Linked DNA regions of Mus musculus: regions 1 and 3 are each linked to region 2. A link is a contact called in ENCODE Hi-C or POLR2A ChIA-PET data. All regions are on one chromosome and are shown on one strand. Each heading gives the region's core, a stretch centred on a gene start or an enhancer-like site at or near the end of the contact. The rest is flanking DNA. Distances are from core to core; before and after follow the strand shown.

Region 1 (3,337 bases), core at 645-3,144, 110 kb before region 2:
CAGCCACCATTCTTATTTTTAGAGTTTTAAAAATAAAAATGTAATTATTCTATTTTTATATGCATAGGTGTTTGTCCTTTATGTGTCTCTGTGCATCAGACATGTTACTGGTGCCCATGGAAGCCAGAAGAGGACATCAGGTCCCCCTTGAACCATTTCTTGTGAGCTGCTAGGTGGGTAGTGAGAATGGAACCCAGGTCCTCTGCAAGAACAGCCAGCACTCTTAAAAGCTGAGCCATCTCTCCAGCTCCAATTTACAGAATTTTAAGCATGCATATGATCTATATAAGAATTTTGAAGCTGGGCAGTGGTGGCCCACACCTTTAATCTCAGCACTTGGGAGGCAGAGGCAGGTGGATTCCTGAGTTCAAGACCAGCCTGGTCTACAGAGTGAGAAACCCTGTCTCAAACAAACAAACAAATCTGACAAAGTGAAAAAGGTGAGTTGGAGGATAGGTAGGATCAAAATACATAGTATACATGTATGAAATTGTCAAGGAATAAGTAAGACATATTTTTAAAAATGAAATTAGGAATGATTTTGTGGAGGATAAGCTGTAGACAGTTGTAAAAGAAAATCTCAGGGCTTTTGAAGGTGTTCAAGGAGAGGAGCTGGAGCTGCTTCAGTAATTAAAACTTGCTGCTCTTGCAAAGGACCTGGATTCAGTTCCCAGCACCCACATGACAGTTTATAACCACCCACAACTCCAGTTACAGGATTCACATAGATACCAGGACCTGCACACAGTAGGTGCACTTATATACAAACAGGGAAAACACTCAAACACATACAATAAAAATAAATACATTTAGCTGGGGTGAGGGTTGTGTTTTAATCCTGGCACTCAGAAGACAAAGGCAGGAAGATCTCTGAGTTTGAGGCCAGCCTGGTCTACAGAACAACTTCCAGGACAGCCAGACCTACATAGAGTCTCTCTCTCCTCTTTCTCCTCTCTGTCCTCTCTGTCCCCCCTCTCTCCTTCCTTTCCCGATCCCTCTACCACCACCCTCAACAGGGCCTCACTATATAGCTGTCCTAGAACTCACTATGAAGACCAGGTTGACTTCAACTTCACAGCCACCTGCTCTGCCTCCAAAGTGTCGGGATTAAAGGCATGTAACCCTGGCTAAGAGAACTTATCTGGAAAAATAAAGAAACCTCTTGCTTGCTGATACTCAAAATCTCATTTCACTTCATTTGTTTGTTGATGGGGTTTTCTGTTTTGTGACTGCTTTTGAGATGATATAAATATGTAAGTCTGGATAGCCTAGAAGTGGTTATGTAGATCAGGCTGACCTCCAACTTAAGCAAAGAACTATTCCCACCTCCTAAATCAGTGGTTCTCAACCTTCCTAATGCTGCAACCCTTTAATATGTTCCTCATGTTATGGTGACCCCAACCATAAAATTATTTTCATTGCTACCTCATAACTGTAATTTTGTTACTGTTATGAGTTGTAATGTAAATATCTGATATGCAGGATATCTGATATGTGACCCCAACTTGGGTCAACCCACAGATTGAGAACCATGGTCCTAAATGCTAAGATTTCTTCAGGCATCACCACACCAGGCCACTTGACAGTTTTTTGGTTTGATAGTGTTTTGGTTTTTGTTGTGGTTTTGTTTTTTAGAAAATATCACCTTAGGTCCCTTTTAGGAAACTGTAGGGACAACTTGGCATGGTGATGCACTTTGGAGGCAGAAGCTGACCAGATCAACCTATAAATCCCTGGAGAGTCCTCCTGCCCACCCCCACCCCCCCCCCCCACCGCTCCTCCCCGCCCCGCCTCCCTCCCCCCCCCCCGCCCCTCGCCCCTCCCCGGCCCCACCACCTTCCCCGTTCGCGCAGGCGCGTGTGGAATGGCAGCCTGTGCGAGGGGCGGAGCTTCCGGAGGATAAGGCGGGTTCTGGGCCGCAGCAATGGCAGAGGCGGCGGGCTGGTAACGCGAAGGTGGGTTGAAAGGAGGAACAGCAGCAGACATGCAGACAGCACACACAGGTTTAAGCCACACTGCAGATGGCGCCGATGGTCAGACTAGCCGCTGTTGTCCTGGTAATGCAGGCACAAAGGCAGTTATTCCCAGTGGAGCTCACCCTGTTGCAAGAGCACTGGAAGCCTCCCGAAATTCCAGCAAAAGCATGGTGCCTTTAACCCAAAGGCCTGGAACCCGACATCACAGATTGTATCCTACCGGACATGGACATATCTGCGGGATGCTTGAAACAGGGAAGCGGGTAGTCTGGAGGAGGGTAAAAAAAGAAAGAAAAGAAAAGAAAAAAAAGCAGGGAGGAGGGAAGCAGAGGGACCCGCTGATTGGGGTATGGCCTGGGCATGAAAAGTTCCTTGACAACAGAGGAGGGGCAGCAGGGTGGAGGGAAATGAGCAGGAATGGCCCAAGCAATGTGGAAGATATAGCCTGGGGAGCTTAGACCAGATGCGATGATTTTAGAGGGGTAAGGAGGCAAAGTTGATTCAAGATGGTGCCTTTCCTGAGTCTCTACCAGCTCCCTCTTCGTGCCTTTCCCGACCTCTTTGGAGGCAGAAATCGCCTGTGGGTCCCTAGTTCCAGATGTCGAACCACATCGAGGACTGGTAGGGAAGGAGCTTAAAGTGAGCGGCTGCATGCTGGAGGTGTAAGTGTTGAAAGAGTCTAGGATGCTGGGTAGGTGTCTGGGCCATCCTCCACCCTAGGCTGCACTTCCTCAGAGACATCATCACACTAGAGTGATTTTTAAGGAAAGGCATGATGCACTGGACCAGTCTAGTCTCTACCTGCAGTACAGTGGATGCCTGACAGATGAAGAAAGGGTAGGAGCCAAGAGAAAGGCAGATGGTCTGATTACTGTGAGTTCCAGGCCAGCCAGATCCACATAGCAATCCCTAAGCCAACCATGGCTACATAGTGAGAGATTTTCTATCTATTTCCAAAAAAAAAAAAATAAATAAAAGGAAAGAAATAAGGGTAGAAACTACCAGTTTGAATTTGATGTTCTTTTCCTCACTCTTAGACGCTGGATCGCGGAAGATTCTCGCCTCCTCCGACTTTCCATCATCAACTTTCTTGACCAGCTTTCCCTAGTGGTGAACACCATACAGCTCTTTGGGCCCCCAGTTTCCTGTTAAGCCTGGCTGGGGACCCATGTCTGACCTTATCTCCGTCTCCTCCTAAGCAATACAATTTTCCCTAGGGAAAAGATTCTAGAAATAGTAACTACTACATAAATGTGGGGGCCTAATATTTTTTTCCTGATTTGGTCCTCAGGCACTTAGGAGCCATTTGGTCTGGTGCTTCAATGTTTGTTGCTGAAGAAAATAAAGCTATGTTGCTAATC
Region 2 (3,554 bases), core at 48-2,547:
GCTTGAAGTACAGAGTAAGTAGATGGAAAAGTCTACCACGGGAAAGACATAGGTAAGATGAATCCCCTTAACTAAAGAGGATGGTTGGGAGTATCCCCTACAGTTTTCTTTTTCTGTATCTTCGCTCCTTTCTGTCCCAGCACAGCATCCTCATCACTATCTCCAGAGAATATCTATCATTAAATTAACTTTTAGTGAGTAGCTTCACACTACTTAGGGAACACACTCAGGCTCCTTAGCAAGCCTTGATGTCTGGTGACTCTCCTTTCTTCAGTAATCTGGGACCCTCTCCCTGAGCCCCTCCACATCTCTAGGGTCACAGCAAGGCTTGGGACTGTTCAGCCAGAGAAGACCTCTCCCCCCAGAATTCCTCAGGGCCCAAGGTAGAACAGTGAGTATGGCAGGTACAAGGTGTACAGATCTACATGCATCACAGGGCAGGCAGGCAGGCAGGCAGGCAGGCGCCCTCTGATTGTGTGCATTGGCATACCCTGGACCTTTGGAAAGCTGCTTGATCCTGTAGTGCTGGTGGCCACTTGGCCCAGTGCTGGCCCCATTTCCTCGCGGATGGAACTAGGCAGTAGAGAAGACGACGGTGGGAATGGGCCTGTGCAGGTGTGCAGGCCAGGGTCATGGAGACTGGGAAGACCAAAGGAGATGGGTAGGGAGTGCCAGGGCTCTGTGGGTGTCTATGTTAGGTGATGAGAGCCCTGTCTGACAGCATACAAAGAGCTCTCAGCAGCGTTAGGCGCTCTGGAAGGGTTCGCTCACAGGATTGCTTTACTCTGCTGTGGATCACACTGTGGCTGAGAACCCTAAGCTCGGGAAGAATAGAGAATGTAGAAGAGGGTACAGGGTCAGGGCGGAGCCCAAGTGATACCGGGACATTATTCGCTCCGCCTTCTGCAGGGACCTTGGGGAAAGAAAGTCCCTTGTAAGGGTGTGCCTGCTGGAGCTGAGCAATTCTGTGACAGAATTGCTCAAGCGTTCCTAGATCTGGGGTCCGTTTCCTGTAGTACTGTAGCGGATGTTGCCAGACCTTTTTGTGCTCTTTGGGGCTCAAAGACCCTTTCTGAAGCAGCGGGGCTGAGTTGCTTTTGGCGGAGTGCAGAGGCAGCTTCGGGGGATGGGGGCGGGGGGCGTTGTGGGGCATTCCAACGGGAGGGGCGAGGTGGGGCGGGCGCGGCCCAGAAGCCCCACCCAGAGGCTCCGCCCCCAAGGAAACTTTGCCTCTGGCTCCGCCTTTCGCATACATTTAAAGGGCTCGCTCTTTCCGCAGTGCAACCTCTGTTCTGTGCCTCGTCGTTCATGCTCGGAGGTGCCTACTGCTTTAATTAAAGGGCCGTCCCATCGGCGAAGCTGCAGCACCGCCCCTCCGTTCCTCGCGCCTCAAAATGAGTAGCTCTCACTCCCGCTGTGGCCAGAGTGCGGCGGTTGCGTCTCCGGGAGGCAGTATCGATTCACGGGACGCGGAGATGCCGGCTACCGAAAAAGACCTAGCAGAAGATGCACCGTGGAAGAAAATTCAGCAGAACACATTCACCCGCTGGTGCAATGAGCACCTTAAGTGCGTAAGCAAGCGCATCGCCAATCTGCAGACGGACCTGAGCGATGGGTTGCGGCTCATCGCGCTGCTCGAGGTACTCAGCCAGAAGAAAATGCACCGCAAGCACAACCAAAGACCCACTTTCCGCCAGATGCAGCTCGAAAATGTGTCGGTGGCGCTTGAATTCCTGGACCGTGAGAGCATCAAGCTCGTGTCCATAGGTGAGGGCACGGGCTACACTGGGGCGCTGAGTGGGTGCGGGCGTGGTCGCAACAAATTCTTCCTTTCTTCTCCTCTAGAGTCTCTCCTAGTTGTCTTCCCTAGCTGCTGCACACAACCAAGGCTACCACTAGGCCCCTTAGCCGCCTTGTTCTTTGAGGTCCTCGAGAACAAAAGGCTGGCCTGGCGAGCATGCGAACCGCTACGCGCCCCCGCCCGCAGCGCCTTGCTGGCCTGCTCCCAGGCTGAGCTCACATCCTCTGTAGGCCGCGCCCCCAACGCTGCACCCGAGGTGGGACAGGCACAGACTAGGCTTCTGCCTCTGAGAGCCGCACCCCATCCCTGGGATACCCATGCTTTCCACCTACAACAATTTTAAAAGTACCCTTCTAGCATTTGGCTGCCTCTGCAGTTCTAAAGTGAAGGTTGTAGCTTGTTCTCCTATTTATGTAGGACTCCCTCAACTTCTTGCCCTGGAACATGCTTCCCCATTGGAGATAGTTCAAATCCCCAGTTTCTTTCTTTCTTTCTTTCTTTTTTTGCTGAACTTGGAGGGGGGCAAAGAGATATACTGCTGGCAAAACTGTACTCCAGGTGTAATGAGTGTGGTTGACTAAAGGCACGAGCACTTGGTTGTTAGCTTTGCTGTCTATCATGGATCAAATTCTTGTTTCATTGTAAACCTTGGTTTTGTACATCTAGAATGCAGAGATTGGTTGAAAGGTGCTCCAATGTGCACAGGGTTTACTGCTAGTCCAGTTCCCAAGTCTTTGAACTGGAGAGGTTGGCATTGGTATTGTCTCTTGCAGGATCCCATGCTTTTCTCAAAGTAGGGGCTGCTCATGGACAGGCACCAGAATTGTTATCTTGGGAATGTGGAACAGGGAGAGTAGAAGAGTGGACCTTTACTCCATAATACAAAGGGTTTTCTATTATCCTTACAACTTTGGAATGGTACATGCTAGTTAAAACAGCGAGGGACCAAGGCCCTTCAGAGAGCAGATTTTAAGTGCTGAGTTTTTTTTTTTTTTTAAATGCTCATAGAGGTGTGCCAGTGGATGTATGAAAACTCACCCCTAGTCCCAGCCTCAGTCTAGCCAGCTGAGTCATTTCTAAGTCTTGGAAGGGGGCAACCGGATGTGGGGAGGCAGGCCACACCCCAGCTCTTTAGGGGGGGTCTCCTCCCTCCTTCTTTCTCCCCTCCTTCTTGTGAGCTGGCTGGAGCAGGCCTAGTTCCCAGAGCTTTGCCATATAAGGCAAAAAAATGTTGGAAAGCAGCAGTGATTAGGGGAGGGAGGGGGCCGGCTGGCCCAGGGGCTGGGGATAAGGGGTGGGATGGGGCGGGGCCATCTTACCAAGCTGCTTCCCAACACTGGGCCCTGATCCTCTCCTCTTGGGAGGGATATGAAGCTGGCATAGCTCACCTAATCAGACCAGGGGAGGGACCAGATGTACCTTACTGGGATGATGGGTCTGTCTTTGTTCTTCCCCTTGGAGACTACTAAGGACCTATGATCTCCTTGGGGGTTTTTGTGATGGGCCTGTGGCTTTGTTTGGTAGGGTAGGATCTTTGTGTCCTTGACTTTTTTTCAACTTCCTTTCCCATCCTCTCTGTATTTTGGAACAATGAAAAACATTCTCGAAGGGCCAGGACCAGTTTGTGAATGGGAAAGATCACTCTGTTTGAGAGGCTCAGATAGCAGTTCTCCAGGTGCTTTCCCACTGCACTGGAATGTTACCTGCTCTCTCAGTGATATCCTAGTTTTCATGACCATTCTCCATTGACTCA
Region 3 (3,643 bases), core at 950-3,449, 83 kb before region 2:
CGGTGGGAGCACACACGCATGCTAGGAGGTGGGTAGCAGCGAGCATTGTCCTCAATGGGCCCTGTGACATGGGCCCGTAGCTCAGTTAGGTTTGGAGCCAGCTTGAAAACTCGATTCACGGCACCTACAAACACCTCCCCAGTCACTCGGTGCACAGCCAGGTGAGTCAGAGTGGTATCTGTTACCACAAAGGTACGAAATGGCCTGCTGCTACCCAGGCACCCTCCTATGGTGAAGAATAGCAATGGGAGAAGGCAGACAGTGGGCATGACCAGCAGCTGTAACGAGGGACAGGCCTGAGGAGAGACAGCAAGTGCAAATCAGCCCCAGGCCCAAGCTACTCTCCCTCCTTCTGCCCTGTCTGACCCAGTGAACCTGGCAGGCCAGGTTCAGTGCTATCGAGGGGCAGGCAACTCATCCAACATGATAAAGCCCCAGATGGTGACTGAGGCTGAAAGAGGGGAGGGGCCTCTAATAGGGCAAATGAATGAGTGACAAGCACAGGCAAGCTTGCAGGCCATCAATCATCTCCCACTCCTGTACTGGAAAGAAGCCAAGAGGCCTTGTCTCAACTGGGCCACACCCAAGGGGGCATCAGAGTCAGCTGCTAGAAAAGATGGAATGGAAGGTTCTCCCAGAACTGGGACCCTAACATTACACACTAGGAAATGCAGGGAGAGAACAAACACAAGTTGGGGTCAGGGGTGCTTCTCTGTTAGTGGCACTGCTAGCAGGAGTCCTAGAGCAAAGCTCTGGAGAATTAAGGCCTGAGACTGGTTTCAGTGCCACTACATCTCCAACTCATGGCCTCAGGTGCTTTCTCCCTTTGAGGGCCTTGGCTGCTTATCCAGGAGTCTGCTGTCTGGCCTTTCCACTGCAACACAAAGCCAAGACTCTCGCTGAGACAGACATCAGTCAAGCTTTGCTCAGACACAGGCAGACAAATGCTCTGCCAGGCCTGTGTGGCTCTCCCTGAAGAGCCAAAGGTTAGTCAGAGAGGGATATTGGCAGAAGGGTATAACCCACTTTTGAGAGTCCCAGAAGTATTATATGTAGAAACCAGCATCCTCAAATACAGTTGAAGCCTTAAGGCTATGGAGTACTACCCCTTCCCCTAAACAAATAGGGCCAATGCTGGCATTCACCCCCCGGGCCACACCCAGCCAGCCCCAGGCTGCAAAGACAGCAGAGCAGTGTCTCTGTAACTAATGGGGCAGAGCTCAGTGCTACCCTCTCAGTGCCCAATTCCCAAGAGACACAGGAGGGACTCAGAATGGGGTGGGGGGTGGGGGCCACAGCAAAGAGAAAGAAAAGCCAGCATTTGCTAGAACATGGAGCAATTCCAGCTTGAAAGTGCCAAGTTTCAGCTCAGAGTGATCAGCGCTCTGGGGCTCTTTTGTCGGGTCTGCATCCCAGACCCCTCATGCAACAACCAGAGAAGAAAGGAAAGCAAAAGAGAAAAGCGACTGCACCCTACCTTCACCTCTTCTACACTCTACAGAAAAGCCAAATTTTAGGAACTGGCCGGGACAGGTTGGAAAGGAGACCTGGAAAGTGGTAATTGGCAGCCCAAGACCCCACCCCAGCCCCCACCTCTAAGTGGCAACCTCAAGCATCACAGTCGCACCCAGCCCCTCTGCTACAGTCCTGCCAGCAAAGAGCGCGATGATGAGGAAAGCTCCATATAAATATGCAGGTCCACAGCCCGCTCTTCCACAATGCTCCCCTCTATGCCATGAACCCAACCAGTCCTGCCCCCAATGGGGGCACCCTGAGCAGACCCGCAGATACCTTAGTCAATACAGAGGCTACAGCAATGCTCAGAGATGCTGCTCCTCCTCTACAAAAGGGTTCTATCAACCAATAGGACTATGATCGAGTTGGCTGTCTCTTCCCGCTCAGGGTACGGAGTGCTTGGCAAGCCTGGTCTGGAGAGGTAGGGAGGGACAGGGCCTGACCCCAGAAACCATCTGGACCCCCAGGCTGTCTGAAACCTCTGCCATCCAGCAGACTATTGGCGCACAGGCTTTAAGGATGGCGACCACCTACCTGTCCCTCCACCGCGACTGACTCGGGGTGGCCACCCGTGGCCACGTGGACGTGCCCCCCCGCCCCGTGCCCAACAGCCGCCCCCCTCGCTTGGCCCCGCAGCCTCGCCTCGCACGCTGCAAAATCTGCAACCGCCGCCGCCCACACACTGGGCTGGCCTGCGGCCGCCTGGGCCTTTTAAACCCGGACCGTACCACCACACCGGGAGGGGGCTCCCAGAGAGGGCGGGCCGGGGCCCTAAGAAGCAGAGCGCATGGCGGTTGGGGGAGGCCGCTAGGCCCTGGGGCCCAGGACTCTAGTGCAAGAAGCAAGCCTCTCATGGGTCTCTGGGGATCCCTTCCTGAGAACAGCCCCCTTTGCTCAATGGCTGAGTCCTAGGCGCGGGCCTCTCCACACCCCCAGCTCCCCGCCTGCTGCCTTCAGCAACCCTGGAATCTGTGCGCGGCCGCGCCACACCCCCTTGGGCCTGGAGTGCGCGCCTCCAGGAGCCCGTGGCCACCTGCTACTGTTGCAAGATATTGCTTTGGCCGGTCCAACAAAACCGCACAAACAAAGATTGCCCCCTAACTCAGGGCTCTTTCTCCAATGATCCATAAACTGGTGGGCTAATACCCGCCACGAAGCTTGGAGTACTGCAACTTATAGCCATTTTCACCTAGTTCTTTCCTCAGCAAGTCACCATGACTCTGAATCTGCTGAATCTGGGATTTAATTCCATTGCTTTCTCTTTTTTTTCTTGAATTTATTTTCCCTTTAGTACAGAGTGGTCTCGAACTGACTACCCTTCTGCTTCATCCTCCCAATACTGGGATCATTATGGGTCTATGCCATCACAGCTGCATTTTTTCCATGTTGTGTTGAGATAGTGCCTCCTACTGTACCCCAGGCTGGCCTTGAACTTACAGTGATCCTCCAGCTTCACCTTCCCATGTTCTGGAATACAAGTATTTTCCACTGCTACAGTTATTCTTTGTGTGTGCATGCGCACGCACCCAAGAAGACCATCTGAGAGCATTAGACACCATAGAGCTGCAGTACAGTAGCAGGTGCTCTTAACCATTGAGCCATCTTTCTAGCCTCTTTTTTTTTCCGTTGTAAACCGCTTTATTGAGATATAATTCAGTTTTCATATAAGTCCTGTATTTAATGTATACAGACAATTCAGTGGCGTTTTAATATAATCCTAAAGATGTGCAACCATTTCTGCCATCTAATTCTTGAACATTTTCATCACTTCTAAAAGAAACTCTGTAGGAGTTAGCTATCAGTCTCAATTCCCCTCATATATATATATACCCAAGCTCTGGGAAACGCTCTGTCCTTACTGACTGTGGGGTTGCCTCTTAAGGATATCTCAAATAAATGGAACTATACAATATAAATATATTTTTATGTCGACTCATTCTTTTAATATTTTCAGGTTTTGTCAGAGTTGTACCATGGATCAAGACTTCCTTTTGGGGCCAAATAATATCCTGTTGCATGGGTAAGCCACATTTTATTTATTCTTTCATCAACTGACACATTTTTTTGTTTTCCTCTTTGGGCTGTTTGCTTACTTCTTTGTATGTGCTTGGGCCAGGGAGTGGCACTA

Evidence for each region. A loop is a pair of places that touch in the nucleus more often than their neighbours do. ChIA-PET counts read pairs that join two places held with the same protein, here RNA polymerase II (POLR2A).
Region 1: a map of heart shows a loop between it and region 2 (2.2-fold over the local background). The contact joins the promoter of Lage3 here to the promoter of Flna in region 2. A Hi-C loop is called at or near these places in 5 of 37 maps with a recorded cell type or tissue (heart and left cerebral cortex). POLR2A ChIA-PET finds 5 or more read pairs at or near these places in 4 of 5 experiments (Patski and embryonic stem cell).
Region 3: POLR2A ChIA-PET joins it to region 2 with 13 read pairs in Patski. The contact joins the promoter of Plxna3 here to the promoter of Flna in region 2. POLR2A ChIA-PET finds 5 or more read pairs at or near these places in 3 of 5 experiments (Patski and embryonic stem cell).

Annotation. Positions count from the first base shown.
Region 1 is chrX:74,352,175-74,355,511 of GRCm38, reverse strand. Lage3 (L antigen family, member 3) reads left to right here and starts at 1,894. Exons shown (of 3, transcript NM_025410.2): 1 at 1,894-2,187; 2 at 2,510-2,638; 3 at 3,014-3,337. The coding sequence starts at 1,985. The coding sequence ends at 3,128.
Region 2 is chrX:74,244,277-74,247,830 of GRCm38, reverse strand. It overlaps Flna (filamin, alpha), which reads left to right and starts at 1,297. Exons shown (of 46, transcript NM_010227.3): 1 at 1,297-1,767. The coding sequence starts at 1,395.
Region 3 is chrX:74,327,622-74,331,264 of GRCm38, reverse strand. Plxna3 (plexin A3) reads right to left here and starts at 2,199. Exons shown (of 33, transcript NM_008883.2): 1 at 2,050-2,199; 2 at 1-296. The coding sequence starts at 269. It overlaps Gm39520 (a long non-coding RNA gene), which reads left to right and starts at 2,975. Exons shown (of 4, transcript XR_878127.3): 1 at 2,975-3,095; 2 at 3,470-3,535.